Linked DNA regions of Homo sapiens: region 2 is linked to region 1. A link is a contact called in ENCODE Hi-C data. All regions are on one chromosome and are shown on one strand. The core of a region is the stretch at or near the end of the contact, and the rest is flanking DNA. Distances in the headings are between cores, read along the strand shown.

What was found. A loop is a pair of places that touch in the nucleus more often than their neighbours do. Pooled maps may share reads with other maps.
Region 2: a map of OCI-LY7 shows a loop between it and region 1 (3-fold over the local background). The contact joins the promoter of KRTAP25-1 here to the enhancer-like site in region 1. A Hi-C loop is called at or near these places in 1 of 168 maps with a recorded cell type or tissue (OCI-LY7) and 1 of 50 pooled maps.

What each region holds. Positions count from the first base shown.
Region 1 is chr21:30,233,121-30,236,637 of GRCh38, forward strand. No RefSeq gene overlaps it. Among named protein-coding and RNA genes, the nearest start is that of CLDN8, 19 kb to the left of the region's middle. Within about 2 kb of position 1,656, at least 2 of the 41 ENCODE cell types and tissues checked have a DNase peak (open chromatin) inside an H3K27ac peak, as active enhancers do.
Region 2 is chr21:30,288,113-30,291,840 of GRCh38, forward strand. It overlaps KRTAP25-1 (keratin associated protein 25-1), which reads right to left and starts at 1,402. Exons shown (of 1, transcript NM_001128598.1): 1 at 1,033-1,402. The coding sequence starts at 1,378. The coding sequence ends at 1,070.

The DNA.
Region 1 (3,517 bases), core at 406-2,905:
ATCTGCACAGGTACCCCCTGAATCTAAAATATAAGTTAAATTACAAAGAAAAAAGAAGTAGTATCAGGTTCTCAGTCACTGCATGGAAGATAAAATAGATCTCACATGGGAAATCCAGATCTTGCTGAAGACATCCAAGTCCCTTTATGTTCTATAATTTCAATAACAGCTTCCAATGTGGGAGCTCTTTTACCTCTGGGAACGTTAACCCATAAAAAAATAGAGCAGAAGTGAGACTCCAATCTTTAACCTGACACAGAAACTTCTTGTAAAAGTCAGTAGGCCTTGAAAGAAAGTTAATATGCCACAGAATTTGGCTTTATGGCTTTGATGGTGTGTGAATACATTTAAATGAAAAGAGAGACTGTCAGTGGCGGAGAAGCTGAGGACTAGGAAAAGGACACCATGTTGCCACATTAGTATGTGATGTAATTTTTTCCATCACTATTTTCTTAGACACAATATTAAATTGTAATGTTACTTTTATTTAAGCCAATCAGTATTACATATTGTATGATTTAATGCTGTAATTCAACTCACCTTTCCCAAGAAGATAGTTATTAATGTAATGTTTAAATTGTTATCACTCTGTGTACAATTATAAAGATGATGTTATTCTTATTTTCTAACAGGAGGAAGACTTTTTCCAGCCAAGTTACTTTAGCCATTTCAACCCCTTTCTCCTTAATGGGAAGCAGATGGCTATTGATTGATTCCTGCAGAGAATGTTGAAACATTAGATCCAGTAGAGAATGCCAAAGAGCTGCAGCAATTCATGGGTAAAAGGGAGAGTTTTTCAGAGATATTACAGGGAAGTGTTATTTTTTATCTTCCATCTCTCAATTAATAAAGATTTGAGCAAATACATAAGCCATGACCAAAATTTAACAAGGAGGAGCCTGAGGATAGCAGCAGAAACCCCAAAGTGATTAAGTGAAATGAGAACAGCATGAGATTTAGCAGGGAAAAAGTTTGCTTAATTCTACCAGGTTTAAATTCTTGCCAGTTCCTTGAGAAGGAGGAAATGAAGAAGGATTCAATGTTCCTCTAGGTATCCTTTACAGGGCTGTATTCGATATAAACATGTTTTATTGCAGGCAATAGAGCAAATCACCATTTGATTAGGGTAGAGAGCAGATTCTATGCCATCAGTGCCTTGAACTTTGTTCAGTGCCTTGGACGTTGTTACAAGTACAGATGTGTTGGGTTACCTCTACTTGCTTTATAGAAACAAAATTTTCTCTAACATACCATAGATGTAGGTTGAAAATGTACGGTTATATAGCCCCATCACTCTGAACTCTATGTTTCTATACCTCATCCAATACAATGGCTCAGTTCTCTCCCTGGGTCCCTGCTCTTGATTATGAGAATAGTATGTAATTAATTACCTTTAGGAGAAACATAATGTTTTAATTCACTCTACAAAAAGGATTCTTTGTTAATAAAAACATAGATGCACTTTACTATTACTACTGTTACCACTAGTCAATGTCAATGGCTACTGTTTATTAAGAACTTACTTTGTGACAGTCATTATAATCCATGAGTGTACATTACCATAATTGGTTAACACACCTCCAGGTGGTAAGTATTTTTATTATTAGCTCCACTTACATATAAGGAAACTGCAGCTTAGTGAATTTAAGAAACTTGCTCGAGGCTACACAGTTTGTAAGTGGTGCACATGGTTTGAACCCACTGAATCATCCCTTTCATTGACTACTTTGTTCTTCCAGAGGAAGCAGTAACTTACAAGTAATTCAAAGTATTATTGCTTAATCAATGACTAATCTCCTGAACCAACTTTCAGATATTAAACACAGACAGATATACAGATGTCTTTTCACATAGCTATGTTTTAATCTTGGAAAGAAATATAAATATCCCATTTCGTCCTCATAATAGCTATTGAGGAGGATATGATAGGTTTTATCATGTAAAATTTATCATGGGGTAATTGAAGCTCAAAGATATATAATCTGTCTAAAATTACACAGCTAATATTTGGCAAAGCTTGAGTCTTCCAAATTTAGACATTTTTTTTTTTTTTTGCCAATCCACAAGGTTTACCCAAGATAGTCTTCCAATAAAACTATGCCCATCTGTCTCAATCCCTGATTGCTGACCTCCTGAGATATTTTTAAATCATGAAATGCTTTCAAACTGATTAGCTAGTATTTATAAACTAGTGAGCACTAACCACCTCAGAAAGGAATTTGAGACTTGTCTTAAACACGGAAATGATCAGGTCATTGCCATCAGTGTGGTCCCTATGATGACAGCAGTATTTAGAAAAGTATATTTCAAATGTTTATTAAAGTCATAGAGAAGAATGATGTACTTTACATTGCATCTCATTTGTCAAGAGTGATTATGATCTGAGCTTTGCAAATCAAGATCATTGATGAAATGGAGGAAGTAATCGATGTGAAAAATATTCTGCATGTTTATGTGATCAAACACCAAAGGTTCATGGTTTTACTTTTCAAAATGAGCTTCTGCATATGGGCAGAAGTATACAGTACAGTGGTGTGCTGACAGTAAGGATGAGGGGAGGTGCCAGGGACATATCAGGGACATATGTGTCTGCGGAGTGACAGGAAATACCTTTCTGAATTACCAACTTTCTCAAAAATTGAGGAGAAATAAAACTAAATTACTGAACTGGTGCTATAAGATACTCATTAGAGTATTGAAACAAATACACAACATGTTAGAATGAAAAAATATTGCATCAATTACAACAAAATAAGACATGGGATTTCTAGGAGATTTCATGACTGCAAATGAAGGTGTGGCTAAGGATTCACCTGCCATCTCTCAGGGACATGTCTCTCTTGGCTTTTGGGAGCTATCACTCTGGAACCCGAGAACTAATTTAGGGAAAATCTGGAAAAGATTTTAGTAGAGGAGGAAGCTTTGTTTTTCTTTCAATAAAGTCAGTGAACCAGGACATGGAAATTTCTGGGAAGACTTAATGTGTCAATCTAAAGGAAAAACTGAGGCCAAATTAATATAAGTAGAGAGTTTATTTGGGCCACGTTTGAGGACTGCAACCTGAGAGGATAGATGCAAATTGCCTGGAATATAGACTCTGATTAGAAACAGTTAAAAGTGAGTTTAAAAAATTTTTGTATTTATGTATTTTCTTGAGACAGGGTCTTGCTCTGTCACTCAGGCTGGGGCACAGTGGTGCAATCTTGGCTCACTGCAACCTCCCAGGTTCAAGCAATTCTCTTGCCTCAACCAGGCAAGTAGCTGTGATTACAGGCATGGACCACCTCACCTGGCTAATGTCTGTACTTTTAGTAGAGACAGAGTTTCACCATGCTGGCCAGGCATGTCTTGAACTCCTGGCCTCAAGTGATCCGCCAACCTCAGCCTCCCAAAGTGCAGGGATTACAGGCGTGAGCCACCACACCTGGCCCAAGTACATTTTTAAAAGAAAAGAAGAGGCAGTTCCTAAATGTTTTTTTATTTTTATTTTTATTTTTTTTGAGACGTAGTCTCGCAC
Region 2 (3,728 bases), core at 152-2,651, 55 kb after region 1:
GAGATTATTGATCATGTAGTGGTATGCCCGGTACATTGAAGATGATCAATATGGTGGAATAGTTATTGGAATATGAGCAGTTGCTTGTAAGAAGAACAAGTTCCCAGTGAGTAGGTGGAATAACTGAATTAATTAGTTACATACATATAAGAGAGAAACAAGTTCAAAGTAATAACAATTTTCTCTATGCAAGGATCCACGGGAGGGAAGGGGGGAGGACTTAAGTTTCATTCAAGAGGAAAAAATATTGTGCTGTCCGTTGTACAGAACTAAAATTTATGTAACCCCTTTGTGCTTAATCTTGTGGGGCAGGCTGGGCATTGTAACTTGTTCTGTTCAATGGTAATTTAGAAGACATATGCAGGGCTGATGAGCAATTAATTTTCCTTGCTATTTTCTCTCTGCCTCTACTGGCATTATTCCTGATAGTGAAGATCCTCTATGCCTGGGTCCCAGAATGAGAATGATTTGGGAGCTGAAACAATGAATGTGTAGTAGGGGTGATAAGTAGACCATTCCAATTTTAAGCATCTGGAATTTTGAAGTTGTTGGTTGCTAAGGCAAAATGTAGTCTATTTGGGCTAAATAATTCTCTTTTTAACTGTTAGAAAATACAGGTGCATATTTAATGTTTAAGTAGTAGGACACATGCAATCAGATTCTTGAAAGGATCTATCTTGCCTGCGTTTTTCAGATACTCTTTATTTTCTTTCTTTTCATTATATTTGTTTAGTGAAACTAACAGTCCTTAACTTCATTGAAGATAATGAAGAACCAAAAGATACTCTTTTCTATATAATTTGAAGACAGTTTACTTATAAATAACCATGAAAACTTGTCTTCCTATTCAAGGACATATTATTGGCATAGAAATCAAGAATCGCTGGCAGTGAAAATTTTCTAGTGAAGAAACAATTACAATCTCTTAGAATTTGATCAAGTAAAATGGTACAGGTTAAAACAGCACCTGAACTATAAACACAATGGTCCATCAGCCTAAGAACAATTCTTCAACCTAAAGATAAAATTTCTGTAAAACGCTGTCAGGGCAAGACACTGAAAAGACAATTCAGCATGTTCTTCTAAGAAATGGAGATTGCCAACCCACAAAATCAGAACAAGCTGGTTGGAAACTGCTGTGCATGAAGGAAATAGGTTGGAAACTATGAGACACATAATTCAGGGATCTGAAGCTGTTGGATATAGAACCTATAGTTTGATTACCATAGGAGAAATAGCTCAAGGGATAGCAGGTCCTGGACACAAAATTCAGTGATTGACAGCGACAAAAAATAAAGCTCGGTGATTGACAGCCATAAGAGACATGGTTTTGGGGGTGGCAACTACTGAAAAAAAAGCCTTGAGATCTGTTATGCATTGAGGATTGGCAGGAACTTGAGAAATAAGGATTGATATAAAAACAGCTAGTTGAGTGGCAAGGTCTGGAGACACAGTAAGTAGTAGAAAGCAGCAAGAAATTTTACAAATTGCATGCACACAACTGGATGAATGGTAGCTGGAAGGTTTACCACATGTCTCTGGGGAGTTTTCTAGAAGTCAAATTCAGCGTTGGTTGGACAAGCACAGAGCATGGTCCCAGTTTACACAAGTAGGCCAGAGTGCAGTGGATGAGGTGACAAGAACATGGCAGTAACTCCCAAGACAACAGAAGTTGTAGTTTCCATAATAGCAGATGCTGGCTGACATGACAGAGTCTGAAGTAAGGCTTTCATTCAGATAAGTAACAAAGAATAGCTTATCTAAGTCTACATCAAACTAGACCAGGTTGCTTCTACACCTTGATAGCTATATACTCAGACTCTCTGCCTCCCCATATTTTAGATTAATTTGCATCATAATATCTCATGAACTTAGTGTTGTGTTGCCTATGAAGATAACTTTCTTCCCATTCATAAAATAATTTTGGTTTTAATCTTCTATATATCTACAGTTGTAATCTTTCTCCTGTTTATCAGGTTTCAGAATGTGTGTGATGTAATCACTTGTGTATTTTATCTGCTTTGCTTCTGCTTCCACTCCTAAATAATGCTTAATTAAAAGGAGTCCATTTGAATGGATGTTTATCCTATTCATTATCTACAAGGAACCCCACAGTTAGGAAGGCATAGTCCTCATCCTGGAAGAAGAGATACAATGTTGCAATGCTTAGAGGAGGTGTTGATGTCCTAAAATAGTTTCCATATATCAAAGTTTCTTGGATTTTCCAGACAAAATATCTCATGCTATTCGCTGTTTTTCATACTTAGCTGAGAATCTAATTATGTGATGTTGCTATCTGTATATTGTCTTGAGAGTCAATTTTATATAAGCATGTTAGGGTACATTTTAAAGAGCTCAGCTTTGACAACTTAATATTTTTCATACTTAAAAGTTGTGTTTGATTTCCAAACACTTGAGAAAAGACATATAATAGTTTTACATGGTAACATTGATGACATATGTGCTTTTATACTAGTGCAAATGTCTTACATGTACCTGTGGTCTTCAAATAAGAGGATAAACATGATATCAATAGTCATCAGCTTGTGTACTAGCTTTCCAGAATTAATGGATGTCTTCATCTGAAGCAATTTTTCAGGAGGACCAATTTGGTCTTCATGCAATGAGCTAAACAAGGATTATGCAAAACTATAATATCACATAAAAAAGATGTCCGAAGCCTGCTTACTTGAATACTATGGAAGGAACAACAATATTTTGGATTCTTCCCTAAAGATGCAAGTTAATGTTTACAGGCATCTATTTTCTGGAGTCTCTTGTCTTCCCAAACCAACACATTCCATTCTCAATCATCTTCTCACTTATCAGCAGTGACGGAGTTGTTCATGAGCAGAGGACACTAAAGATTCCAAGTAGCCACTTGGCATCTTAGAGTATCATTGATGATCCTTCTGTTGAATACTTTCCTATTGTACAATAGTCCTGTTGTTCCTGCATTGTTCATTGAAGATTCTGGAAGACTGATTATTATTTTAATTTTGCGGAAAAGATATTGAAATATCTTTTTAATTGGAAGCTTTTACGGAGCATTCAGAAAACTGCAGATATCTCATCACCCATGCAAACATGCACAAAGGAAGAAAAGAAAACAGAGAGAGACAGAGAAAACACACTTATGATATATTTTGACATTTATTTACATAAACATGACATTTGGTACAGATGTAGTATAAGGTTCTTCCTCTGAATTTCACATTTTTTGTTTCAGACAGTGAAAGGAAAAATGTTTGACATTTCACATGGGGAATTTTCACAGTCGATTGCTACATTCTTGTTAAAGAAAGCCTCAGATCACATCAATGTAAAAGAGGACTGTTAGGGATAAAAAGGAACAGAAGAGATTGGAATCATCAAGGATTGAGATAAGTTTGAGAATCTGTCTGACATTTTTCCATCTTCTCTGAGAACCTTAAGCACTCCAGATAAGTGAAATCTTTCAAATCCTTATATGCTTCCAAAGAAGAGTCCTCCAAAGTGAAATATTTTAGTTGAGGTGTGTGCACCTCCCCTAAATGCCTCATAATTTAGTTGAAGTTTATGTTCACTTCTTATATTCTTTGTAAAATTTGAAAACAAGTGGTAACCAACTAGTCTATAAAATATTTTCCTCAGCATATTGGCATGTTACATGAGCGTTCCAAAACCAAAATTAAGGTTTTTCTTTTTAAACCATAGTGAAAACAGATTTGATCTCAATAGAACGGCTA